2 separate regions of the Mus musculus genome follow, and region 1 is linked to region 2. A link is a loop called in an ENCODE intact Hi-C map of the cell type or tissue named here. Cell type or tissue: left cerebral cortex. All regions are shown on one strand.

The links. Hi-C counts contacts between places; a loop is a spot of excess contacts. Peaks named below come from ENCODE experiments on the same cell type or tissue, not always from the same donor. Only the 100,000 strongest peaks of a DNase experiment are listed, where the experiment ranks them.
Region 1: it touches region 2 in a loop (2.0-fold over the local background); 2 of 42 quality-filtered maps call a loop at or near these places.

Annotation. Positions count from the first base shown.
Region 1 is chr5:31,872,293-31,880,292 of GRCm38, reverse strand. All of the region lies in intron 6 of Babam2 (BRISC and BRCA1 A complex member 2), which reads right to left. Among named protein-coding and RNA genes, the nearest start is that of Gm52770, 120 kb to the left of the region's middle. In left cerebral cortex, no CTCF peak of the experiment used is centred here; a DNase peak (open chromatin) is centred at 3,516.
Region 2 is chr5:31,979,706-31,987,705 of GRCm38, reverse strand. All of the region lies in intron 7 of Babam2 (BRISC and BRCA1 A complex member 2), which reads right to left. It overlaps Gm52770 (a long non-coding RNA gene), which reads left to right. Exons shown (of 3, transcript XR_003955739.1): 2 at 4,699-4,850; 3 at 5,793-5,856. Among named protein-coding and RNA genes, the nearest start is that of Gm52770, 15 kb to the left of the region's middle. In left cerebral cortex, no CTCF peak of the experiment used is centred here; DNase peaks (open chromatin) are centred at 2,904 and 3,113; H3K27ac peaks cover 1,075 bases.

The sequences.
Region 1 (8,000 bases), 110 kb after region 2:
TGAAATTAGAAGCATCAGTTATGTACGTGTCTGTTAATACAGACAAAGACAGAATACAAAAGAACTTAGCACAAAATATACACAAATCAAAAGGTGAAGTAACTTTGTAGTGAAAACACGATAGACAGCACACTCATCAGCTTTCTACTGCTGTGAGAAAACAACAGGAGGGAGGCGGCATGAAGGAAGTTTAGTCTGGACCATGGACCAGCATTTCTAGACTGGGATTGCTTGAGCCAAGGCAACATAATCAGCATTTTCAGGAACATGTGATGAAAAAGATCTGTTTATCCCATGATGGTGGGGGAGAGGCAGAAAGAGAGGAGGGGAGAGAGAGTAGCAGAAGGAAGATGAGGAAGAGGAACTGGGGTCCCAATAATCCTGCCTCCTACATTCTGAGAGTACTGTGGGTTGGGGACCAAGCCTTTGCATGTGGGCCATTGAGGGATGCTTAAGATCCAAATTATGGTAGACAGAATCTCAAACAAGCGATGAGCACAACCTCAGCCAAGTGGCTATAGAAAGGATATGTCACCTGAGAGGAGGCGAAAGGGAAGTACAGCTCATTTCTGTGATGTCCTGTCATGAAATCCAGTCATGATAGAATATCAGACAGACCCAAAGCTTCACACACACACACACACACACACACACACACACACACACACACACACAGTTAAATGTTGTGAATGCCAAAGGAAAACTAAAGTTCTATTACAGGCTGAAGAAACACATAGCTGAAGATATCACACAATGTCAACATGAATTATTCTGCTATCAAGAACTCACTAGGTGACTTGGTGAAATTTGAATGGATCTTAAAACTGGATGGTAGTAATGAACCAATGTTAACTTCCTGAACTGCATATACAATTACTGGGAGGCTCTCACTTGTAAGAAGTATGTATCAAAGCATAAGGAGCTTGTGTCCATCATGACAAACACTTATTTTCAAATGGCCAAAGAACAGACATGCTGTAATATCTATATTTTGTAGTAAATTAGATATAGCTTTAACTTTAAAAAATTAAAAAAATATATAAATGCACCAGGAAAACAGAAAAGATCATACATTTTGAAAACAGAAACTCAGGGACAGGCATTGTGGCACATGCCTAAACTTCCAGCATTCAGATGGCTGAGGCAGGAAGACAGTGAATGGGCCAGCTGTGACATCTAACAGGACTTTATCTTTAAAAAACCAAACCAAGCAAACAAAAACACAGAAATACATTAACAAATGTACAGAATGTTTATATTCAATTGCATACCAAGACTTGTGTACATATATGGGCTTAATAATTCTCTCAAATATTGCTGTTTTTCTCTAATCGGAATCTTATCAAGTTTTATCACAGCAATCTACCAGGGTAGACAGCTTTTCTCCGATCACAGAGTTAAGGTTTCATATCTAAAATAGCCAAATCTGTACTAGCAATGCTTCTCTTGGGAGTTGCCTCATACGGCTCATTTCTATCTGGGTGCTATGCATCATGATGAGACATAATCCCCAACAAGCCATCAAGATAGATACAATTATCACCTGCTTTGTGCAGGCCTAGACATTTCTCAAAGATACTACACAAAATGCCTGGAGCCTCCAACTCTGTATTAGCAGGGAGGGCACCTGGAGACAATTCTACCCTCAGGACTCTGGCCCATGCTTTCCCATCACAATCTAGGGCTTTACTGGGTACGAGACATCACATTGCTCACTGAGACAGAGACAAATATGAGTGAAACGAGTTCTCAGAGAACAAACTGTTTCAGTCTTTTCTTTCTAGTGTGTGGTCTTCTCTCTCAGCATGACTCTCTAGACATTGGGTAACCTAGGTCAGCGCTTCTCTATTGTTTATTCTCTCACTGGAGAAAAACCCCTTGTACTGGCTAGTTTTGTGTCAACTCGACACAAGCTGGAGTTATCACAGAGAAAGGAGCTTCAGTTGAGGAAATGCCTCCATGAGATCCAACTGTAAGGCATTTTCTCAATTAGTGATCAAGGGGGAAAGGCCCCTTGTGGGTGGGACCATCTCTGGGCTGGTAGTCTTGATTTTAAAGAGAGCAGGCTGAGCAAGCCAGTAAAGAACATCCCTCCATGGCCTCTGCATCAGCTCCTGCTTTCTGACCTGCTTGAGTTCCAATCCTGACTTCCTTGGTGATGAACAGCAGTATGGAAGTGTAAGCCCAATAAACCCTGACCTCCCCAACTTGCTTCTTGGTCATGATGCTTTGTCCAGGAATAGAAACCCTGACTAAGACACCCCTGAAGCCTGAAGCTCTACAAATGTGTCTTAGAATGCAAAGGTGAAAAAGGCTTTCTTAATGTACTGGGCTCGATGAGTTTATGAAGTCTGTGACCTATGACCTGTCTGATCAGCTAAATATGCAAAGAACAACCCACACAAGAGGAGCATGGTGCTAAATATAGCTACTTAAAAATGATCTGGTATTAGCTAAGACGAAGATCGCCGGGCAGTGGTGGGGATCCCAGACCTTGGGAGGCAGAGGCAGGTGGATTTCTGAGTTCAAGGCCAGCCTGGTCTACAAAGTGAGTTCCAGGGCAGCCACTGCTACACAGAGGAACCCTGTCTTGAAAAGCCAAAAAAAAAAAAAAAAAAAAAAAAAAAACCAAAAAAAGAAAAGATCATGCTAGGAAATATTAGGAGCTCCAGAATGGTGGTGACCTTCTGACCCTCAGGTTTCACTTGGGCAAATCTCCTAGGAAGCTCTCAGAAATCACAGCCAGGTCCTGCTATGGGCCTGGAGAAGCAACGAGGCTTTGAATGTGTCTATCTGTGAAGACGCTAACACTCTTCCCATCTACGTGATGATGTGAAACCCAGATGCCAGACAAGAGCAGAGGGAGAGGAATGGAACGGCACCTCACTGAATCAGCAATTCCTCAATCACACTCATAATACAGAACAGGACACATTTAGCATTCCTTCCATAATTCTTATTTGTCCATTAAAAACACTGGCTGTAAAATCTTCCTGAACTTTTGAGAAGTATACATATAGTGGGTAAACTTTCACAAAAAAGCCATAATCTAAAATGAGAGACATGATATAAGAACTACAGAATTACTTTCAAGGTTCTATTGGGGGAAAGAATATCCCCAAAACAAATTAAAAACTGCAGTTTGTACATAGTACATGGAAATAAGAACAACTTGATTATTCAAATTAATACTAGTTATTCATATTAACTTAATTCAGGAATAATATTAGTGCAGGAAGTTACAGGAAAACACAGTGGGGTATGCTTCTTGCTGTTAGTACTAGGTCAGAGAGGCCAGTGGCTTTGGTTTACCTCCAATGGTCTCTCACAAAAAACACCACCAACTGACTATGTCTATTCCTGGAACCGCTCTGACCTCCCTTGTGTTTCATCCTCTCACACAGAGTTATGCGCCAGGAACAGTGGTAATATGTGAACCAAGTTCAAAGATCCCAAAGTGGAAGACGCTGCTTTCCTGCATCCTACCTACTGTAACTGAAAACTGGGAAATTACTGGAATTGAGGACTTACTATGAGTCAGATGGCTGATAGCCTTTCCAACCAAAACATCTGCTGCACGAAGGCACAACTGCTACAATCCATTTCCTCTTGAACCTGGAGGGGGACCAACTTACTTAGCCCTGCTCTTAAAGACACAGGAACTTTGAGTGAGAAATAGGATAAAGGGGATCTTAACATAACCTTCCAACTTTTATTACTTTCTGAAATGCTATTCAAAATTCATGAAAATATGAGAGCTAGTGGACATATAAAAACAACCAAGTCGGTTCAGAGGCATATTCAGTGGCTTATCACATCATAAGCATGTGCTCCGGGACAGCAGGGTCACTGCTTCCTCGGTGTGTGAGAAGGGGTAGCCATCAGCGGGAAAGTGTGCACAACCAGAAAAGCTGCAATATCTGCCAGTCTTCTGATAACTACTTACTGGATGTTTCCAAGTGTCAGGAACTGTTCTAGGGACAAGAAGAAAACAAGCCAGGCAAGGGTCTGCCTCTGAGAGTTTGCCTTTTCAACTGAGAATCAAAAAGCATGAGCAAGAAACCATAAGCAAGAAACAAGTCACTGTCTTATTTCTGATGACTTATTTGCAACAACGGGCACCAAGATTCCCCCCAGCAATTACAAAGTAATGTGATAGTTTGTTGTTGTTTTTTTTTTTTTTCAAGACTGTACCTTTACTTAGAAGTTTAATCTGGTGCAGTTTTAAAAGAGGAAGGGAGTGGGAGATAGAGACGAAGGGGTAAGAGAATGGTGGTGGTAGGTGGCGGTTCCATGGGTCCTTCCCCTGAGGGAAAGGAAATCTGGAACTGCTCAGACAGGTTTGGGGTCCATTGCCTTAGGACACTTAACCCTGAACACTTAAAATCTTAGCCATCAGTGACAAGTATTGAGTTTCACATAAATGTTTCTATATATTTCATTTATACCCACAGAGCAGTATATTAATTCATTATAAACAGTATTAATGTGCACTCACAGTAGATTTCCTTATGAGGGAGAAACAAGACTAAATGCAAATCACCATCTCCCCTACAATCATGCAGCGGCCTGTACGGGCTTTAGTTTACTATGCAGGTCCTGCTGATCGGCAGGTTCCACAGTCAGCCCAGGCAATAGGACAGACACTGGCAAGGCATGCTGATTCTATGCCAGCCCTTATTGTGTCCATAAACTCACCCATATTACTGCCAGAACAGGTGCAGAGAAATGTGCAGAAAGCATTAGAATCATTAATTGTCTCAGTAACCAAAAAATAAAAAAAAAGTGCTTGACTCAATCTGTCAACATATACCTGCCAGTTCTTGTCAACACACTTGAAGGATGGCAAACCTGACCTGAAAAATAGATGATCTCTGTCTTAGATCCAGAGACCATAACCCTCCTGTTTCATCAGCTTAACTCATGTGTGAATGTATCCATGCAAGGCAATGTGCTACAGTCAAAGGATATGAGACACTGGAGTCACACTAGGAAGAATCACAGCTCTACTGCATCCCTGCTATGTCAACCTTGCTGGGCAGTTATTTAAAGCCTGGTACCCATATATGGCTACCAACATTGTCATTGTTACCCAGCTCCTGCTAAACTATCTCACCCACATGTTCCTTTATGTTAGTGGTTCTTAACCTTCTTAATGCTGTGACCCTTTAATACAGTTCCACAATGACCCCTAACCACAAAATTATTTTTGTAGCTGTAATTTTGCCACTGTTATGAATATAAATATCTGTATTTTCCAGTAGTCTTAGGTTATCTCTAAGAAAGACTCATTCAACTCCCAAAGGGCTTCTGACCCACAGGTAGGGATCCATTCCCTTATGTGGACATTAAACAAATGGTGCCTGGCTGTTACCAACTATGTATGTCAGCTCTGTTGGGAAAACCTGGCCTGTCTGCACAGAACCTGTCTTTTGTCTAGTCCCTCTTACTCAGGACAAGCAAGGAACAACACAATCTCCCCTAGACTGATGTCCATGGCATTCCTCATGAGACAGAGCCATGAACCAATACCAAACTAAAGTTACAAAAGGCAGGGGGTGGAGAGTTGGCTCAGTTAGGACCAACTAAGGGCTTTTCCAGAGTACGTGGGTTCATTCTCAGCACATACACAGTGGCTCACAATGGACTGTAATTCCAGTTCCAGAGTGTGATCTCTTTTGGCCTCTGAGGATAGTAGGAATACATGTAGTACATATACATATGTGTATGCAAAACACTCATACATGTAAAATAAAAATAAACAGTTTAAAAATTTAGATTAAAAAAGGTAAAATAAGAGCAACCAATTGAAATATATAAACCAATAAAAATATTAAATTATTACTATAAGTTAGAACATAGGATTTTTAAAATAACTAAGTCATTATAAACCTCAGTTATGTACCAGTAAGTATGATAATAAATAGAAAAGAGATAAAAGTTATGAAAGGTATTGGGACATCACAAACTTAAGTGAATAACTTATTATAATACAAGAATTATTAGTTAACCCTTTTCAAAGCTATCAGTGGGCAATGAACTAGTTAAACAGTGTCTTCAGGTTTTCCAAAATAGGTAAAAATGTTTTTTTTCAATCAACATCATAAGGTAAATATAGTTTTATTTTCCATATATAGGTAAGATATTCCCAACTTCTATAACTAATAACAAATACTGCAGTAAGTCCAATGAAAAACTATGCTAATTTCTCACTGTTAACAAGCAAAGTTTATCTTAGATTGCATGAATAGATACAAGTAAAACAATACAATTAATAACATAAGAAAAAAGGTTAGGAATGACTTCTTAATTTCAATGAATGTGCACAGAAGGCTAAAGCATCGTTTAGTACTTGGAGAATGCACACATGTTATAACCTGGCCGTCAGGCTCTCTCCAGGAGACTTTCAGGCTACATGAACATGAAATCATGGTTCACGGGTGGGTGACATTGTGCAGCCAGAATACTACCAACTCAGTAATTTACTCTGAAAAATAAATGGAGTACTAAAATACTTAGCATTCATATGGGAAATGCATTTTCTACCATAACAATCCAGCCCATTATTTTGCAATGGTAAAGAATAATCACAGACATGAAATACCCTGAACCCTTGGTATCAGTGCATTGTCTTTTTATGTGAGCAGAGAAGACCCTTGTGTGGATTCTGACTCAGGGGAGGAGACAGAGACCTGCATTGTAATAAACCCACACACTAGTCTCACTCTAGGAATAACCCAGTCAGTGAGAACAAGGGGAGGGGCAAGAGGGTCTGAAGTCTGTCACTGAGTCCCGCTCCATTGGGTTCCACATCACAATATTCAAAGTTCACTGGTGAAGCCATCCTGTATTTGGATGTGTTAACTACTTACTGTCATGTTCTGGTTCTATTACATTCTTTTCCCTAATGCTCTCCTAGCTAAGAGTTTACGTAGTAGTTCTTCAGATACATGAACTCATTCAAACAGGTCTGACGCTGCTCACATGGGATCCACTGCATCTCCCAAAGAGAATATCACATGTCTATACCTTAATTCACTTCTGTACTGTCTGCACCTTCCACAGAGCAATGACTCCTTTCTTTCTTAGTTCTTTGGAAAGCAAAGGTAGTTGCATAGATGAATGAGCAATTAATCACTAAAAAGGAGAGAGAATTCAAAAGTATAAACATAGAAAGATACTACACTTGATCTTAGCCAAAGGCCAAGAGCTAATTAAACAGGAAAAAAAGAAAAAGCATGTTTTATACAGCATGGTTCTACATCAGGAAGTTATAGTCATATGATTGCAGAAGTCAAGAAAATCAACTTCAAGTAAGTAGTGTTAGCAAACGATTTCAGCAAATTACAGGATAAAAGCCCATTTGAAACTATTATAAGCCTGCATACTAAGGGCTACAAATGGAAAATGTAATAGACAAGAGACCATTTATAATACTGACAAAAATTCAATAAGTGGGTATTAATTTAAATCAGAAAATTAGAAGCTTACTCAAAGATGACATAAAGTCTGACAGCAGAATTAAAGAAAGATGGATAAATGGAGAAATATAATTTGTTCCATGCTGGGGAAGCTAAATATAGTAAAAGATGACAACATCCCCTAAATCATTATGTAGATTTAATAAAACACTGATTTTACAGAAGTTGATATTGGTATTAAAACACATGTTGGGAAAGGGTGAAGACTACTAAAGAGAAACACTGAAATTATAGTAGTGGTTTCAAACTATCAAATTTTAAAAATGTTTATAGGAAAAATTATTCCTACAAAAAGAAATGGTATTAGATGAAACAGGAAAAAAGTAGAATTCAGAAATAAATAGAAAAGGTTGGATATGACAAACCAGAAACAATCCCATTGGAAACAAAGGCTGACCTAGGGATCAAAAGGAGAGGGAAAGGAGGCCACGGACTAAGTTATCTATCTCTTCAAAGATTTAAATACCATAGATACTTAAATAGTTCTAGGCGAGGAACCTGGAAAAATATGCATCCTTA
Region 2 (8,000 bases):
TCCCAGCCCACTCAGGCGGGGCAGCACACACCTGCTGCTGCTTCTGTTCTTCACCCTGACCATGTACACAGTCACTGGGCACAGGCAGAGGATGGGTGAGCAAATCTGCCTCCCATCCCAGAAGCATCACAAGTGTCTCAAAGGAACTGCTTCAGGTCACACTGGATTACACAGTAAGTCTCAGACCAGCCCAAACCACATGATGAGACTCTGCCCTGCAAACCCAAACCAAAGCCAAAGCAAAACAAATACCACCAAAAACAAGGCAGGGGAGGCTCCAGAGGTGTCTTGGCAACTAAAAATACTTCCAGGTTTGGTTCCCAGAAGCCACATGGGACTGCGCACAACCATCTGTAATTCCAGTCCTAGAGGCACTTTCACCCTCTTCTCTTCTGCCCCCATGGGCAGCTGAATGAACATGGTCCACAAACATACTCCAGGGAACCAGACACATATATACCAAACAAACAAACAACCTAATTAACAAGGCACAATGATATATGAAAAGCTAGAAATTATTGTAGATGGAAGACCATGTGTCTTGGGCCATACATAATAGCCTTCTGTCCCACTGGGGGTGGGGGGAGAGACAGACAGAGAGAGAGAGACAAAGAGAGAGACAGAGAGACAGAGACAGACAGACAGTCAGACAGGCACACACAGAGATAGAAAGAGACAGAGACATAGAGGAGGGGGCAGGCATAACTCCTATTTCAGACTAGCCAGTCAGGCTGTACCTAGTTAGCAAGAAGCAAGAAAAACAATGATAGATCCAGATGCCTACACATGATAAATTAGAAACAAAATCTGAGGTTAAGAAAGACCATGTTTAAATACACACACACACACACACACACACACACACACACACACACGCACACACATACACATACACACAGCAAGAAAGATCCTAGAGATAAAGAACTCAGGCTTTTAGAATGAATACCAAGCAACCTTAATACTTAAGTACTTTTCCCTTTATACTGACAATTTCCAAATTTATAACTCTAGATCAGAGTTATACTATAGTCTGATATAGATAATATACTTCGAGCAAACTGTTCTCAGCAAAGCCTAATTTAGTAATAGCAACTCTTGCCTTTTAGTTCCTGAATGAAAAGCCTCAGCTACCCATCCTTGTCTCTCCTCTTACAGCCCAAGGAGCCATTCCCAACTTTCCAGCATCGCCCACCTGGCTCACTGCTAGTCTGGAACTGCCTCACTGTTTGCTTCCCAGGCACTCACTGAGGTCTCTGACAGAGGCTCTTTACCTCTGCTTGTTCTCTGTTCTGTCCTGCTTCTTCCTAAGGCCTGTACCTCTGACAGATACTCTGTTTGCTATGCTAATTTGTCACTGACTTTCCTGACTGTCATTTATTAGAAGGCAAACTCTTTCAGAATGGGGAACTTTGCTGAGTTTGTTTAGGTGTGTAACACCCAAAACAATAATGGCAAGCTGCATTCGGTTTCCAATAAATATCTGTAGTACAAATGGAATATCCTTAATCTGAAAAACTGAAATCCAAAATGCTGCAAAACTGGAAGCTTTATAAGTGCCAATTGATTTCCCAGTGGAAAATTCCATGCCCAATCTTACAGAATGGGTTACAGTTAAAACACAGGCATAGGACTGGGGAGATAGGTCAGGGGTTACAAGAGCTTGCTGGGCAAGTATGAAAACCCTAGTTCAAATCTCCAGCTCTCGTATAAAGACTAGGTATGGCCATACATGCCTGTGGCCCAAGTGCTGCAGGGGAAAGAGACAGGAGAACCATGGAAGCTTGCTGGCCACCAGTCTAGATCCAGGTAGAGTCAGAGACCCTGTTTCAAGAGATTAAGGCAGACTTTCTCTCCTGGTCTCTTATCATGCATAAATCATACATACACATAAGTGTATATGTAAGCACACACGCACATACACACACAAACACATCACACAGACACAAACCCATAGGTACATTAAAACTATTATATGAGATTAATTTCAGGCTCTGTGTATATGGTACATATGAAATATAAATAAATTTCCTGTTAGACTTGCATCCTATCTCAAATATAGACCTTTATGCATATGGAAATATTCTAAAATTTGAAAAACAAACCTGAAACACTCTAGTCCCAAACATTTCAGATAGAGGACACTCTACCTGTGTCAAATGACAATGTTGAACTTCCCAAATAAACATTCAAAGTCTATAAATGTCTGTATTCTTTTCCTCAAATAGTTACTATGGAAAGGAAGATTTTTAAGGGTGTTGGGGTTAGTAAACATTTTTGGTACAGTCAGTTAATAAATATTGCTCTTGCTGCTTTAGAAGATGTGTAAATGAATGTGCATGGCCATGCACCAACGCAACTTTATGACTACAGAAAATTGAATTCCATACAGTTTTTACAAGTTATGAAACATCATTCTTTAAATGCTTTTCTAACCAGAAAAATGCAAAGATTATTCAGAGCTGGTGGGCCACACGTTACCAGCCACTGGCTGGATCTGCCCAGTGCCTATAGCTTGTCTCTTGACTCAGAATGACTTGAGGGTTTTACAGAGGCTGGAAAAAAAAAAAAAAAAACCAAAACAGAAACATCCAGGAGGAAACACAGGCAAAAGCCTAAGATGAGGATGTTAGCAGAAACAAAAGCAGGCCCCTTTGTCAGGTGTCTTTGGTACCCCACTGGGGTAGTTAGTGTCATTCCTCTATCGACTTCTTTAGGCATTGGGTGAGGGGCACATCAGGCACTTCATGAACCGTGGGAGTTCTTACGATCGCATTAGATTGTAACTGTGCAAGAGCGAGCTATTTATATGATTCCGAACGAAGCTTGAGGCATATTCTGGTGTTTTTTACATCTATGTTAGGTGAAAAAGCTGCCTACAGAAGCCTGCCTCCCACCCAAAATACTAGCTGTTAGCTGCTGACTGATCCTCGGCAATATTAAGATGAATCATATATGCTCTTTTCTCAGTGCAAAAAGAGATAATTTTGAAACTCAAAAAATTTCACTTTGGGTAGTCACAAACCACACAGTAGAAAAGCTGTCCAGCCGTAAAGTTGTAAATAAATAGAACCCACTCCTGCGTGGACATCTTTTGCTTCTTTTAAACTGTGACGCTTTTTTAGGCCTCACCTCCTGCATGGTGTTGAAATGATAAAATGTTGCAAGCATGTTCCGTGCCTAGGCCGGAAGGCAGCCTTGGCTTCCCTTCTCTCTTCCCTGGCGCTCCACACCCTTGATCTACAGAACCCACACCCTTTCTCAGGCAGCTGCCTTTTCACCTACCCCAACCAGCCTGTGGCTTTCCTGGCTTGCCCTTGCTTGGTCTATAAGGTGCCAGCTGCTGGCAGAGCCTAGTCGTTTCCTATGACAGAAAAACTCTGTGTTTCTTTCTCCTTATTGTGTGGAGAAGCAGGTATTTTTGGCCTCAATTTCTAAGATCTGTTTTATTTCTCTTGTTACTAAGCAGGTCACTGCCACCCTCATTTTTTGCTGTGTCATCATTTTCCCACATTACCCTGTTTGGCACCGAGGGATGAACCACATCAAATGGAGGAATTGCAACCACACATTGCCTTGAGAAGGAAGCAAGGGAGACCTTAGGGTGTGTGTGTGTGTGTGTGTGTAATGACCATTTTGGGGGCTTGTTCTCCCATAATCAAATCCTGCCTATCTTAACAATGTGGTGGTGTGTCAAAGCATTGGAATTCTGCTTTACTCAGCAACCCAGAACTTTATAGGAAAATGAAGCAACAAAATGTTGGTCTTCCTGTTAACTTGTACTTAGCATGGGACTGTTTGTTTCCCTATGACATTCCAGTCAAATCTCCTAAGTTTCTGGAGCTCTGGGCTATCCACAGAGGCCCATGCAGTGTCCTGACATCCTTAGGCATGGTTCTTTTTTTACTTACTTATTGATGCCAGTGCCTAAACTCATTGGTTCATGTTTTTATTTAACAAACTATCACTTGTACTAAGTAGACAGTCTACCACTAAGCTAGATTCCCACTTTCTTCTAACCTGTCCCGAGAGAAACATCATGCATTAGAAGTGAAAGTCTTAAATCCAATAAACCAAAGAAGCAATTTGCTTGCAAACATTTTAGACACTGCTGGGGACCCAGATCAGTGGGAAGATACTTACCTAGCGAGTATGAACAAGTTTCTGGGTTCTTTAGGCTCTGTTAGGAAACCAAGCTAACCCAAAATGGCTCCATCTATGTTGCTAGCAGCAGTGCAGGTCTGGCTCTGGGACCCTTACAACATGTGAGAATCTGTAGTTAACACAGATGGGCCTGTATCAACTGACGTTTTGCCAGCTAACTAAAAACATGTGCCCAACAAGTAAAGCATCCGGGCACTAACGTAAGATGCCACAATCCCAACTGGGACGTTGAGAAGTCACATTTGATATCTTTAGGATACTGTGCTAGGGCTGATGTTTAATGACAGCTGGCTCGTGCTCATCAGCATGGAAAACAGCACTTAGAGGCGGAGCACGTGCAGTGATTTGATCTTTGTGACTAACATGGGCAATTAAGCAGTTCATAAAATGAATGTCGGTATTTTTGCTGTTGTTTTGGTTTGGCGTGCATGCAGTTTTGGCTAATGTTGGAATTAGCCTTTCTTGAACATCATCTGTAGAATGTGTATAAGCTGTCTGTAGTACCAGGCAGTGAGCCTCTACTTCCTTCTGTCCCAGATTAGCACACCCAGGTAATACAAACGCCTTCCAGAGATTCTCTTGGAGCCGAAGGAGACAAATCTGTAGCTAGTTCTGCTGCAGATCCAGAGGACCAACTATCCAACGGGTGCCCAGCATGAGAAACACTGTCAAGCACACAGAAGGAGAAGGTACCCATCTAGTCTTCTCAGTTAACAAGCAATTGGTGTTCTCCAGCGCGGATGTTCAGCAGTCCTGATCCACCTTTATGAGCCAAATTATCCATATAATTTTATTTGCCTATTGACCTCCCTGCTCCCATTTCAAGCCCCTTATGATCCCTCTCCACAACTCCTGGCAGCTGCCCAGTGGGTCAGACCACGCTCATGTCAAGGAGCTGAACAATGCTGAAGGGAAGGAGGACGGAGCCAGAGTGCCAGGGCTGCAGGTAGTGTTTTCTCAGAAGCCCTCTCTACATTCTGCCACTGTCCAGACAGGATGGCAGCAGACCCACTTCTCCACCTCTCCATTGACAACCATCCTCCTCCTGAGGCCCGGTGGCAAGCAGAAGGAGGCGCTTATATTTGGTAGCAGGTTGCAGAGAGAAAGTTGAGGACAAAACATGATGAAAGGGAACAGGTGGGATCTGGAGTGATGACGCACTGAGGATGCTAACTGTAGTCAGCACTTAGCCTTAGAAGATGTATGGGTTCCTGTCACTGCCGCTTTAATCTCAGAAGATAGCTCACTTCCTAGCAGATAGTGAGGCTCAGTTCCATTAGCAGCCGTCTACACAAAACTGAGGAGTTGCTTTGGAAAAGCAGAACTTATTTATTATCTTTAATTAAAAAACCCTATCATTTTAAACACTTCTTATTCAGGTCTCTGAAATAGGTAACTAACACCAGCCGTGACAATAATGATGGCCTCACCGTTCCCAGGCAAGGCTACTGGGCATGTGTGAGGCAGAGCACAGGGACCTAGTGTCTGGGCGAACTGGGCTTGTAGACCTGAAATTCAGAAGAAAGCGCTTATTTCCTCCTTCCCTCCCTCCCTCCCTCCCTCCCTCCCTCCCTCCCTCCCTCCCTCCCTCCCTCCCTTCTTTCCTTCCTTTTTTTCTTTCTTGTCAACAGCTTTGGACAAAACAGAGGAAGAAAAGCTTAGTCAGGAAAAGAATGGATTCTGGTAATGAAGGCCAAGGCCAGCTTCACTGGCCAAATATTATTGAGGTTGGTATAGTGACTTTTTTCAAAATGGTTGTTTTGATTGTTTGAAATTTTGATTATCATTGTTTTCTTAAGTATTTAAAGCCAAAACACTTAAAATTTACTAATGGAACAATTTCAGAGTATAACAGGAAATGTACTTTATTACAGCTAAGACATGATTCTTCGGTCCCGTTTCTGTTATGAGGTGAATGCGTAAATAGTACATTCATGGTAGCAGTGGGCATTAAGTGATGTCACCCACACTCCCATGGAAGGACACACAAAATGGAGCTCTTCAGTTCAACACTCTTTTAACTCCAGGTAGTCCTGGTATTCTCCACACACTCCCAGAGATCTCAGTGCAGACACAGTCACAAAGGGGAGCACAGGGGACATCCACAATGTCTGGGGCACCTGACAGCTAAAAGCATTATTGTATTCACAGTCTGCCACATAGCTTGCAGCCAACCAGGGAAGACCCCAGGCTCATATCAGAACTTCCATTTCTCAGCATTTTTAGTGGATATAGATGTGTGTTAGCACAGGTTGTTACTAATTCCAGGAGTCATATTCTAGATGTTTCCTCATAGTATGCTCTCAAACTACTAAGTTGTAGGTGTGTTCATTGCCTGAGCAGATTCAACCTATAACAAATCTATTTGGCAGGGTCTATCCAAGTGATGCCAGCCTCCCTGGAAGGCAGGGGATTGAAGGTAAACAATGACAGACCCATGAGAGGAAACATGTAAACAATACTTGAGATCTGAGAATGGAGGAGCTAAATCTATCACAACCTTCCACTGGAGGACTGTAGAGCCACCTGAGAGAGTAAATGAGAGTGACCTATAGACTTGGCTTTAGAACAATGGCCAGGATAATGTTATTAAGCAAACATAACAAACTATAAGATCATATGTAACATAGCATTCATTTTTGTGACTAAATTATTGGAACAAAAAATTAATTAGAAATACACCAATCTGATTTAAAAGATTAATTGCAAAAACACTAAGTCTATGTGCTTCTCTTTTCTCAACAAATTGTGTTTGCCTTCTGACCTTTCATAGGGTCTGAGATTTGAGGGGCTCCATTTTCTCGAGGAAGTGAGGTACTACCGGGTTAAAAGAGCAGGGAGCAGGTTACAGCTGTGGGTCAGCAGGACCCCCATGACTGGAAAGATGCCAACGCCCAAAGTGGAGAAACTGTCCAGCAGTGCCTGTGTCTGCAGGGATGGCGGGGACAGGAGCTCTGTATTAATGGAGGAACTCCAAAATGGACAGGGATCTTTCACTTTAATTTTCACTTAGCCATCCAGGGATTCATCTTATGGAGTGACCTCCACAGCAAGGGAACTGTGGCAGGACACAATTTTATCTTAGCCTTGTTCACTGGCAGCATTGGAAATACATTAAAATATATACTACCTTTGTGGAGGTGCGGGGTGTGTTCAAGAGTTGAGCTGTGTTTCTCTCCGTGGACTTGTCGTCTTTTGGTCTGAAATCTACATCTAGAAGAACAGCAGCAACAGCTACTGCCTGTGAACATTTTCATGAATCAAGAGCTTATTGTCTTGATTTTATCCTTATAAAAGCTCTATGAGGTTGGCACATTAAGTAAGTGACTCAAAGGAACTGCAGTAACTATGAGCATCACTTTGAACCAGATCAACTGATTCCAGTTCCTGAGTGCACACATCTCACCCCCCCCACTCCCCACAGAGCAGCTGGGCTAAGAATCACTCTTCCCTGTAACGGGGGGGGGGGGGGGGAGTCAACTGGGTCTCAACTCTTTCTGAATTTGAGCATCCTCTTCTAGTTTAAAACAGTGGACAGGACAGGATGGTAAGATGATACTGATACTTGAATTCACAGAGCAAGACTATACACTACTTAGGAAAGCCTAAGAAGAGTAGAAAAATGTTTTCAGCAAAGGATGTAGAAAGCGACTCACTGGTCATGTAGGCATGCAGCAAAAGCAGGCACAGGCACTGAGAAAGGCTGAGGGCTAAGAGTAGTACTAACTGCAGTACTAGTTTGACTTTGCATCAGGGATACTTTAGCAGCAGATCTCCGATGTTTACTTGGCATCACAAGTTTTCTTGACTGTTCAAGCATTGTAGCTGAGGCTCTGTTA